Linked DNA regions of Homo sapiens: region 2 is linked to region 1. The links are chromatin contacts, found by Hi-C in ENCODE. All regions are on one chromosome and are shown on one strand. Each heading gives the region's core, a stretch centred on a gene start or an enhancer-like site at or near the end of the contact. The rest is flanking DNA. Distances are from core to core; before and after follow the strand shown.

Evidence for each region. A loop is a pair of places that touch in the nucleus more often than their neighbours do. Pooled maps may share reads with other maps.
Region 2: a loop to region 1 is called in a map of IMR-90, with 12 times the contacts of the local background. The contact joins the enhancer-like site here to the promoter of SLITRK5 in region 1. A Hi-C loop is called at or near these places in 4 of 168 maps with a recorded cell type or tissue (A673, IMR-90, PC-9 and 1 more), 6 of 37 single-sample maps with no recorded cell type and 10 of 50 pooled maps.

Annotation. Positions count from the first base shown.
Region 1 is chr13:87,668,889-87,674,904 of GRCh38, forward strand. SLITRK5 (SLIT and NTRK like family member 5) reads left to right here and starts at 2,483. Exons shown (of 2, transcript NM_001384609.1): 1 at 2,483-3,321. It overlaps LOC124900338 (formin-like protein 5), which reads right to left and starts at 3,479. Exons shown (of 2, transcript XM_047430855.1): 1 at 1,948-3,479. The coding sequence starts at 3,417. The coding sequence ends at 2,893. It overlaps MIR4500HG (MIR4500 host gene), which reads right to left and starts at 2,075. Exons shown (of 6, transcript NR_033829.1): 1 at 1,948-2,075. RefSeq lists enhancers at 2,210-2,711, 5,136-6,016.
Region 2 is chr13:90,863,825-90,870,334 of GRCh38, forward strand. No RefSeq gene overlaps it. Among named protein-coding and RNA genes, the nearest start is that of LINC00410, 60 kb to the right of the region's middle. Within about 2 kb of position 3,592, at least 3 of the 41 ENCODE cell types and tissues checked have a DNase peak (open chromatin) inside an H3K27ac peak, as active enhancers do.

The sequences.
Region 1 (6,016 bases), core at 1,233-3,732:
ATAATTCTAGAAACTAATAAATATAAATTTACAAAAATATATGGTCAATTTTAAGTGGCAAGTATGCTACTTATGTTTTCAATTTAAATTTAAATTTGCAGGTATCAAATTATGGCCATAATTGATAATGACAATTATATTTACAATATAAATGTCAAATATATTTCCCTACATGATATACACTTATGATGATACCCTCTCAATAGATAATTCTAATATGAAAAAAAAATATTTGCAAACATTTGGACAAATGTGACTTTCACATCCAACTCCATCAAATAATGTTTAATATTAATAGACTTAATTCTGGGGAGATATATTTGATCAATCATTTAATTTTACAATGGCCAAATGTATCTATGTAATTAAGTGCATGCATCTGAGTGCTGTCTGAAAGCATGTATACACATATGACCATGTGTTGCTTAGTATAGACTAAAACATAGATACATTTGTTCATGTGGGTAAAAGTTTTGGCTCATATTTGATCACTCTTATGTAATTCACTTATATATTTTCTAAGCAATAGTCAACATTCAATGCAAATAAAGAAACAGATTAATAACTGAGGCTTTTCCTTATATCTATGATGTTTTCCCTCTTGTGTTTTTCTGTTCTGAACTGTTCAAGTCACAGTATTTTCTAAAATTTCATTCTCTTGCAGAGCATCTTATAGAGACACCTAGTGGCAAAAGGTAATGGTGGCTTCCGGGACCATCCTTAATGTTGAGTTAATGGCAGAAAGTTTTCATCATTTACTTATTTGAACCACAAGAGGTAAACTAGATTATTAGCATAAGTGTTTCTAACAAAACTGTAACCTAAACTAATTCCAAACATATTTAATACTTCTTAGTTGAATAATATTTCCTTTAATTAGAACAATAAATATTTAAAATAAAAATAATACAAAACCATGAATTAAACTTTGCTATTGAATGAAATTATAAAGATTTAGAACAGTGATAAAATATAACAGCTTTATTTCAGCTATTTTGAAAAAATCAATAATCGATTAAGACAATTTAGGACCTTTAAGAACTTCTACAAAGTTAATCGATATTGAAAATTATGTTTCTGATAGGACTCAATATTTATATTCCAAAGGCTTCTGGCTGTAATTCCTATATAATTTTAAATTTAAATATTTCATTTCATTTTGAAAATATAAAAGTAATTTTAAACTTAAAATAAATTTTCTGAAATGTTTATATAATGTTAAAAGTTAATGACTGAATAAAAAATACAGAAATAAGCCTTTTGTGGATGACGTGTAAGTTATATTTGTTGATGCAATGTATCTACAGCTAGTGGCTATCATTCCTAGGTCAAATGCTTCTAAATTTAATGAAACGTTCATTACAAGATTTTGTTTTTATTGTCTGAAATTACATATTACTTCTTTCCTTCCTCTCCCTTGAATATAACCCATACTTAAACAAAATTGCTTCCAAATAAAGTTTTTATGGTATAAAGTAAAAATATATATATTCACACAACATACGCAGGGGAAAGTTCAAAAAAGATTGCAGTACCTCAGGAGACTGCAATGTTCATCACCTGAGATATATATACATCTCAGAACATAGACATATTATCAGACTCTATATCAATATTAAACATATGATTAACCAGATTATAACACAGTATTATCCCAAATATTACTAAGAATAAAACAATATCAATAATAATTAAGACGTAATTAATTGCAAAATAAAGTGGGTAAAATATATTTACATGGAGAAACTAACTACATAGTTATCAAAGGAACAGGCACATGTGCACTCAGCCTGCACTGGGTCACTTACTATTATCAACTTTTCTCTTATACCCGGGATGAACGGCAGGTCTAATATTACAAATATTGAAAACATGTCTTATGAAAGTAAAGACCCCTTTTTGGGGATGGAAGTGTCTGGTTTCATGGAAAGACCCAAGAATACTTACTGTAGAGATGACTCTAGTGGAGTTTAGCAGATGACTCTTCAAGAAACTCGCTTTCTATCGATATTGCATTTACTTAGGGGTTTTCCAGCTTTTTAGTACACACCAGATGTATTCACAAACATTCCCTCTGAAAGTCTTTCACATTCCCTTGTGTTGCCTAGACACACCTATAAAACGTAATTCTATTAAAGAGAAAAGAAAAGTAGCGCCCTTGTTTGCAGCTAGGAGGAACCACTCCCTTTTCCAGGATCCTTAACAGTAAGTACACGAGACAGCAGCATTCTGAATGGCAGGAGGAAGGCAGGCGATCAGCACAGGGCTGGAATCATCTGTTCCTGACCACCAGCAAGCCTGGCACTGCCGGGGTTATTTCCACTCCTCCCTTTCCCAATCCGAGAATTGCACAGTCCCACGCTCGAATTACACACATGGTCCAAGACTTCTCTCTCTTCCTACGAATGTGACATCCAAGGGGGCCCCGGTTGCGCCGCCCTAGCCCAGGGACGCCTTCGCCCTCGGCTGCCATCTATCGGCCACCGAGCGCCCGCTTCGCCCCGGGCCCATCATGTCTGCTGCAGCTTGGCTCGCACCAGAGGCGCGACAATAAACAAGTGCACTGGACTGGGCCCTGCACCCGCTCCGGAGCAGCTGTCTCAGAGACCCGGTGTTGCTTACCGCGTTGCCACCTCCTCGGCGCCCGGGAGGAAGACGCAACTTTCTCGGAGTTTTTTTTAGAGCCACCGGGCTGCCAGGACAAGCCACAGGCATAGAACGACGCGGTTGCTGCCCGCCCCCCCCTTCCCCCAGAAACCCCAAAGGATGTCGGTGATAGAGAGTTCCAACTAATGACGATTGTGCGCCGCATCTGGGGAAGGGATACAGAAAAAAACCCTGCAAACACCGTGAGGATGAAACTGCCAAAGGGATGCAAGAGCCTCTCAAATACTAATTAGGGGCCGCGGCGGCGGCGGGCTCGGCGCGGAGACAGCGTCGGCGGGATCCCAGCGCGGTGGTCGCCGCTGCGCTGGGGGGCGGAGGACAGCGCAGGAGCTGCAGCCGCCGCCTTCGCTGGAGCAGCCGAGGGGCCGGTGCCACCTTTGCTCGCCCCCTCACTACCATGTACAGTGTGCGCTGCAAGAAGAAGGCGGGAGATGCATGCACACCCCCGCGACCCGCTCCCTCTGGCTCGTCCCCCGGCGTGCGCCACTGACCAGGGGGGAATGTGGTGAAGACGGCGAGGAGGAGAGCCGAGGGGGGAGGGGAGGGCCGGCCGGCGCGAACCCAGGCCGGAGGGTGCGAGGAGCCAGAGGAGGCTGGAGGGGGCGGCGGCCACAGCTGGGTCGGAGAAAGTTGCCCCCTATGCAGATGGCAACTGTGAGTACCCCTGTGGGGGGGAGGGTGCAGCGAAGGCTGCCAGGGACCCCGCGATCGCGCCTTAACACGTATTGGAGCGAGTGTGCGAGTGATCATGAGTGTGAGCGGGTGCGAGCGCTCGGCGGGGCTGACCGTCACGTTGGCGGGGCCGGCGGGGCCAGGCAGTCTTCTCCGCGTCCCCCTCCTCCCGCTCCGTGCCTCCCCTCCCAGCAGCTCCCCCTCCCCGCCCCGCCCGGCTCCGGCTCCCGGCCCCTACCGCGAGGCGCCTCTCCAGCCGGACCTCCGCCGCCCCCTCCCGCCGCCTCCCTATCCCGCCGCTGCAGAACGCCCCCCGCTCTCCACCCCCCAACCCTGCTGCCCGCTCCGACTACCGCGGAGAGCACCGGGGAGAGCCTTTTGGGGAGCCCCGGAACCCGCGGTCGCCACCGCGGCGGCGGCCCCAGGCTGGAGGCGTCCGGGCGCCTCTTTCCTCCAGCCTCTGGGACTGCGCTGCTCGCAGTCTCCTCGCCCTGCCTGGGCTTGAGAAACCTAGTGCATACCCCAAAGAGGGTTTTTGTGTATGTGTGTGTTTTTAAAGGGTGGCTATGATGACTGGGCCTTGGAGATGTGAGACTGGGTAAGTCTATCGTTTACTTTGCAAAAGAGGTGTGTGTGTGTGTGTGTGTGTGTGTGTGTGTGTGTGTGTGTGTGTGTGTGTGTCTATGTGGCGGGGTGGTTTTCCTTCCCTCTCCTCCCTCCCCTTCTTCCTCCGTTTTCCCTTCCTTCTCTTTGGGGCGGGGTGGGGGAGGGGGAGCCTCGCGTCCTGGAACTCCGGGTGCTTCTGCCTGGGCTGCTGCTTGAGCAGCTGTGCCCGGAGCCTCCGGTGCGGCCTGGGTGCTGGGCTCCAGTCCGAGAGGCTCCATGCTGCTTACTGCAGGGACGTACAGGGCGGTGATCCAGTATCTAAATTCTTTGGGAGAAAATGAATAGTTCCCCCGCCCCCGCCCTCCAGGAAAAAAAAAAATCTGAGAATCTGAGAATGTTCAGCGCACCCGCGAATTTGCATCGGAGGTGCGTTTCCCCGTCAGAATGTCAGCCTCCCCAGGCTCATTCAACTTTATTTTCTCAAATTTTTGGTCTCCTTTGCTAGCAAGGAGGAGGGGGAAGGGAGTGGGTTGAGAGGAAGCTCTTCGACCCTTGCTAACTAGAACTGAATTAAAGTTGTAAACGCTGGAGTTTAATACTGGCTGGACTGAATTTGCAATGGGCTTTCAGATGGGGTGGGAGGTGAATGGGGGCGGGGAAGCACAGGGAGGGAGGGGGAGGGGACCCAACCTCGCTGAATGGATGTGCGGATTTGATCCAGCGGAGAACTGAAATTTCAAGGTAAACGTTTTGCTTTCACTGGGGTGGGGATGTTTTTGCCGCTTTTAAGCCGGGAGACGTTTACCGTTGCGTTGGGAGGTCGGGGATACTTGCGAGGTTTATGCACTGTGGTTCCAATTCATCTCGACACGTCTGGGTGGCCACACGTGAATGATTCGCAGGCACACTGATACATGTGCGTTTGAATGCAGGGGCGTTTAATAACGCGGGCTGGAGTCGACTTGGGGATCAGGAGCAAGGTCTCCAGGCTTGAACCCGCTGTCTCGGAAACATCTTGGCTTTAGTTTGGAGTTGCAATTCGATATTAGACTTCGGTAGTGAGGCAAAGGCAAGGTTGACCAGAGAAAAGGCATAGGTTCCTAGAGTCCAGCATTTCTATCAAATGTCCTCCACCCCATTAACCAACGCAGCATGCGCGCGCGCGCACACACAAACACACACACACACACACACACACACACACACACGCTCATTCCATTTATGTCCTTCCTTTAAGAGTGCTGCTGTTGATCAGAAGTAGGAAGTGGAAGGAAGCCTTCAAGGGGACAAAAAGAGAGCAAGAAAAAAAAGGGGGAGGGGGTCATATTGATTCCTGTGGGAGATGAAATTCGGATATTAAACAACTGACCTAAGTCGCTTACAGTTCTTCCTCCCACCTTTCTATTTTGCCTCTTAATCAGCCCAGGCGTCCTTTCCCTGAGATTAAAAAAAAGAGAGAGGGGAGCGTTAACAATTAAATGTAATAAGCAACTCCAAAGATGGGGATGCTGTCGAGGTGGTAGTTCCGTGCAAACCTTGCTATTACCGTTGCAAATAGACGCGGAGCCCAAGGTAAGGGAGGCTTTCGTGCTGATCCTTGGTGTACTGATTCCCGGTAAGCGGTAGGAACGTCCTTTTTAAACTCTAGGCATCGGGAGGTATTCGGAGATTGCGGATACCTTCGCTGAGTTCTTTGTAATCCATCGTGCAGAACTATTTCAGTGGCTTAAAGATGCGGTTTGGTAGCGTCGCTGACATGATCAATGAGAAGTGGTCGCAGGGCGCTCTCCGGGAAGCGCTGCTAAGTGGTACCGTGCATGCAATTAGGACGCTGATGTGCTTTAATAGCGTGGTAGTGAAGTCCACCATCAAAGCAAATGCGCTCTCCTTTTTTCTCCTTACTCAAAGCTCCGGGAGACAATTGGTGATTTAAGAGCTTCTTGGGGCTCCTTTGATGCATTATATTACAGCCTTTTTGCCTCTGAAAAGTATCCTTTAGGTTCCCACCGTGGCATTTCTAGCGATGGTTTAAAATACCCCAAGTATTTTGGCTCCTTGCCTCTCTGTGAAC
Region 2 (6,510 bases), core at 2,342-4,841, 3.2 Mb after region 1:
GCAAATCACTATGATTTTTCAGCAGAACTATAAAAGAAGAAAAGAAACTCTCCATTATAATAGAAGAGAGAGTATAATGTAAAGATAATTTTTTGTTATTTTTCTTACTAACAAAGGTATAAACCAAGTCAAGATCTGATAGAAATTTGCTTCACTGCATAATCTATAGGCTCATAACTCTTTTATCATTACCTATTTGTTTAATATTCAATATGTGGGATCACAGTTATTTTCTTCCCTCGTTGCTACAGTTCCATATTTTCTAGTTATTTACCTGTTCTTAAAAAAAATGACTTTGTCTAGTGACAATGAATGTCAGCATAGTTTTTCCTCAATTATAAGTAGAGACAATGTGCTCTTTTTCTGTTTCAGCACTTTGCAGGGAAATCTAACTGTTAAAAGTAAGATAACCTATCAAATTTTCAACTCATAGAGGAGAGGTTAGAGATACTTAAAAAAAAGAAGTACTTCAAAAATTATCAAAATTCCTGAATTATATTCTCTGTACACAACAGAGCTGAATGGCTTTTCCTGAACAATAGGTTGACCTATGTGTTCTAGTCCCCATTTGTAATGCTATCAGAAACATATACATGTGTTTTGTTTTCTATTGATTTGTTCCTCTTATCAAGAAAAGATTTATGCCTTGTTTTCTAAACAGCCTTGAAATACAAAGAGTTTTTTCGTTCCAGATATTTCAATAGCACCTTATTTCAACCAAATGTCTTGGTTTCTTTAAGCTCATCACTAATGTCAGTGCTTTTCAATGTCTTTCTGTTTATTTAATTTGTTTAATTTCCATTAAATAAATGAAACAAATCAGCATATATCCACAAGCCAGAGACTTAAAAAAAATCAGTCTAAACCTTAAGAAATAGGGCAACAAGCTAAAAAGAATGAGGAAGATCGTGATGTATAAACTGCTTCTGTATGGTCTCCCAAGGGTTGTTAGCGAATTGTGTGGAAGGTTGAATGTTCTTCTATTTTGAAAATGTTTTTATAATGTTTATTTTCTATAAAAACATGAAAATGTTAAATAAACATATTTATAATTTGGCTTTATCAGAGTATACTAGGAAAACATTGATGTTCCAATTTAGGATACCAACCACATTTTCCTCTCTATGGGAGTAGCACGTTCCTTTCATATATATATATATATACACACACACACACACACACGCACACACACACGTGTATATATATACGTATTATATATATATTATATATATTTAACATATCTATATTTAAAGAGAGATGATGTGTCAGGGTTGTTCAGAGAAACAATAAGATGTAGAAAGAAATTTATTATAAGGAATTGACTCATATGATTATGCAGGCTGGCAAGTCCCAAGATCTGCTGGGTGAGTTAGAAAGCTGGAAACCCACAAGTGCCTATGGCTTAGTTTCAGTCCAAAGCAGGAAATAAGCTGATATCGCACTTTGAAGGCCTTCAGGTGTTACTAGGTAGAACTTATGCCATGTTGTTCTATTTAGGCCTTCAGCTGATTGAATGAGGTCCACCCACATTAGAAAGGGCAATCTCCTCTACTTAGTCTGCTGATTCAAATATTAAACACTCAGAATTATATTCGAATAAATACCTGGACATCCCATGGCTCAGACAAGTTGACACAGAAAACTTAACTGATACAATGTAAAAAACATTAATAAATTAGAAGCAGAGGATCTTAGTGCATCCTTGTTCTCTTTTCGAGGGTATCTCTCTCTGTGGAGGGTTGTTGTTGTGGTCGTTGCACCTTCACCAACACTTACTGCAGTGACATGCAGGGGTTGAAGGTGTGGATGCAGTGGCTGAGAGAATGTGGAATCACAAAAGCAGGGTTTGCCACTGAACTTTAAAGAACTAAAGTTTAGTTCTTTAAGAAGTACAGTAAAACTTACGTATCCTGAGGCTCATAGTCTTTCTTGCTGAATTAAATAGAGCAAAGTTTTGAGGCAGATTTTTTTATTGTATGTTTTTTTCTAAGTGATTCTGGTAATGAAAATATTACAGTTATAGGGCAAATAAACATTTAAACTGAAAACAAGCAGATGGGAAAGACCTCTACTTATTCTACCCCACGAGAGATTACTACTTATTCCCAAAGCTATGATCAACATGAAATATGGGATTGGAGAGACTCTTCCAATATAATTAGTGGTGCTCACAAAAGAATCACAACCTCCAAAAGAGAGAAATATAGATAATAATCATGAATTCATCATTTCTATTGATCTCTCATATAAGCAAAAAGGTTCTAATGTAATTTTCAAGGCATGATTCCACACGGCCATAGTATCTCTTTTTCACAAGCTTGAAGTATCAATTTCTAAAATGTTGAACACCCAAGGAACTGCATTAGCAGGAGTAGAAGAGTCCAGACCAGGGTTTGGCAAGCCACTGCTAGTAGGCTAGCCAGCTGTTTTTGTAAAAGAAGTTTTACTGGAACAGAACGATGCATTTTCTTATATTGGCTATGCTAGTTTCTCATGAAGACTGCAGTTGGATAGCTGCTATACAATCTGTATGGCCAACAAACTCAAAAATATTCACTCTCTGAGTCTTAAAAGGAAATGTGTTAGGGATGCAAATTATTAAACAAGTAATTTTTGAATGTTTACTATAAACTAGGTGCTAGAGATACAAAAATGGGGAAAGAAAAAGACAAAGATCCTTGACGTTTTAGAGCTTACCTTCCATGGTCAGCTCATATCTATCATTCCAAAAGTTCAATATCCCCCAACACCCCTCTTTTTGTTCAGCTTTACTGAGGTATAATTGACAAGTAGTAATTGTGTATATCTAAGATCTACAACTTGACCTTTTGATAAACATATACATTGTGAAATGATCCCACAATCGAGCAAATTAACATATCTGTCACTTGCACGGTTACTGTGTGTGTGTGTGTGTGTGGTGAGAACACTTCAGATCTAAGCATATGTCAAGTACACAATACTGTATTGTTAGCTACAGTCACCACTCTGTGTACATTAGATCTCCAGAGCTGATTCATCTTGCACAACTGAAACTTTGTACTCTTCGACAAACAGCTCCCCACTTCCCTTTCCGCCAGTCTTAGCAACCATTCTTCTACCCTGTTTCTATCCTTCCCCCCTTTTAAAAACATTTCAGTGATTTTAGTGTTGCTCTTGGTAACACAAAACTTCCCATCAGGCTGGACGCGGTGGCTCACGCCTGTAATCCCAGGACTTTGGGAGGCCGAGGCAGGTGGATCACCTGAGGTCAGTTTGAGACCACCCTGGCCAACATGGCGAAACCACACCTCTACTAAAAATACAAAAATTAGCTGGGCATGGTGGCCGGCCCCTGTAATCCCAGCTACTCGGGAGACAGGAGAATTGCTTGAACAGGGACTGGGAGGCGGAGGTTGCAGTGAGCCAAGACGGTGCCACTGCACTCCAACCTGGGTGACAGGGCTAGACTCCATCCTAAAACAAAAACAAAAACCTTCCCATCATGTGTTTTATTCCTCCTGTGAATTGGTTGCTACTCATGGAATCTTGTGAGACTTGAAAGCCTATAGCAGTGTTTTCTGAGAAATTTCTTTGTTAAGAAAAGAGAGACTAATCAGAGGTGTGATGTCAGCTTTACAACAAAAAAGACTTGTGCACCACCTAGAGGCCGAACTGGGCGTCGGGATTAATCAGTCCTCCATTGTTGACAGGGGAAATAATGGTGCTCAAAGGCCTGAAATGGAAGCTAATGGTCACACCCACTGCACGGTATGAGGAAGGATGATATAAGAGGATGTGCAAATATTATGAAGCACATCAACTGGTACAAGGCAAAAGAAGCAACAAGTATTTGCCTTAAAAAAGGTCAAATAATGCATTATATTCAGATATATTTAAACCTGAGGTAAATTCAGTCTTCTTTTCTGGCTTATCAAGATGCAAAACCCCCTGTATTATTCAGCACCTCCATCATTTTGCTGTATGATTGTTTCTGTTTCACTCTCCACTTGGAAACTGTGAGCTGCTTGGGATATCAGAGAAGTTTAAAAACTTCTCTGGTTTTCAAAGCAGTATTTGCGATGAAACCAGCACTCAAATATTTTTCTGAACCAAACAGAATAAACAGTGGCATTCCTGAAAAAGTAACTAACAGATGCTTAGTTGACTAGATATTTTCAAATGCTTTCAAATCTTATTTTATTGAAGGAATAAATAGGATTATTTTTCTTTTTTAAAAAAGATGTTATAAAAATGTTTTTATAAACCAAAAGTCTAGTTTTGTGTGCTATGTGGCTGCCCATTTGAAATAGCATTTGTCATTTGGAAATCCTGAAGGTCTTACAGATCTTAACCATTGTAATTATGTTATTTGTCTTGCAGTGTTTAGGCAATCAGTGATATAGTTGGTTTTGCACAACTTAGAGAAGCACAACTTTGTCATACTTGACTACCAAGATAACATTCAGTGAAGAAAGTTTTTCACTAAGGAAAATGACATGCCCCAGAGAGTGTGGAGGCTGTACTTCTTTCTTTCAGGTTAATGTGACCCATTAATATATTTCAGAGTTTCTGGTGCATTTAAAATTGGTTTATTAAATTCTTTTGCAAAGATAAAAAATCTTCCAAAGTGTCATAATCCATTTTAAGGGAAAATTCTGAAAATTAGAGCAAGGGAGCCCCCTTGTGGACTGACTCTGATGCCATGTACAATGAATTATCAGTTAAATCAATGATTTCATCAATATTTATGAGATAATTTTAATAGTAAAATAGCAATACAGTTGACCATTGAACAATGCAGGGATTGGGGTGCCACTCTTATGCAGTAAAAAATCTGTATATATCTTCTGAGTTCCCCAAAACTTAGAACTAATAGCCCACTGTTGACCAGAAGATTTACTGGTCAATTTAACAAATACATAGTCAATTTAACAAATAAACTAGTATCTACGTATATTTTATGCATTAATGACATACCTAACTTTCTCTTAATTTTCTGACTTTTTAGGTTATGCAGTTCATCTGCGTGTTTTCTCAAATTGTCACAAATCTCCAAAAAATTTCCAATATATTTATTGAAAAAACTGCATATAAGTGGACCCATGCTGATCAAACCCATGTTGTTCAAGGGTAATTTATCTTCAGATGAACTTTATCAGAAATGAATTACAAATTATATTTTATTTGCAATATATTTATATGAGTATACTCAATATAATACGAAGTAATTCCTAAAACCTGCCTGGATGAATCCTGAACTTGGAAAAAACAAACTGTCCTAGCCTTAAGTGATTACTCCAATAAAGCAGCCCAAAGGATTGATTCTAGAATCAATGGCTGCTCATTCAAGAACTCAAAAATATAGTTGGCATTGGAAACCAAATATGTTTCTTTGCACGATGCTGAGTTTAAGCAAAGGTAGGTGAATTTATTGATGACTATAGTTTGTTTAACAAAACCAGTTATTTAAAAATGCAACTGCTTATATTTCTATCCAGAAAGCTGCTCTAAAGGATACATAAAAAATATATTCCCTTATCTTAGTAAAACTTTTCTCATCTGGAAAGTTGAGAATGAAAGAAAAGAAATGTATAACTAGATTTATGAGCAGTGACACAGAAACAAATGCATTTCCTTTAGGCTAAGCTCCTCTATCTCACATCTCAGCTGCAGATCTTAAAAACAAACTTCTTTTAAAAGTCTGGTTTTATATTTCTTCATCTATCTATTTTCCCCATGTGCTATATTTGGACTGGAGAATAAAAATCAGTAAAAGTAAATAGTTACAAAAATTGTAGTTATTAAGTTATTAATTTTTTACATTTTAAGTACCAGTAAAAAATCGTTTTTTAACTTTTTTTGTTTTTTTATGACAGGGTTTGCTCTGTCACCCAGGCTGGAGTTCAGTGGCACAATCTTGGCTCACTGCATCCCCGACCTCCTGAAGCTCAAGCAGTCCTCCCACCTCAGCCTCTTGAGTAGCTGAGACCACAGGTGTCTGCCACTATGCTCAGCTAGTTTTTGCATTTTTTGTAGAGACCAGGTTTCACCATGTTACCCAGGCTGATCTTGAACTCCTGGGCTCAAGCAATCTGCCCACCTCACCCTTCCAAAATACTAGGATTACAGGCATGAGTTACCTCTTCCAGCTAGTAAACAATCTTTATACACACTTAAAAACAAGAGGCCTGCATGCTCTAGTAATAGTTTATAAATTTATTGAATTCTTATTGCATTGGAAAATTGCCCAGATGTTAGTGGGCAGAAATAGAATATATGATTTATTCCATTTGAATGCAACTCCCGATCTCTATTACAAACCTCCTTTGATATTTTATTTCCTCAGGAAACTGCACTAGCTTTCTGTGGGGTTTTATTTGAAACTTGTGATTGACATATAATAATTGTACGTATTTATGGGGTACAACATGATGTTTTGATACATATAAATTATATAATTATCAAATCAGTGTAACTAGCATATCAATTCCCTTGAACATTTATAATGTATTTGTGATGAGAACATTC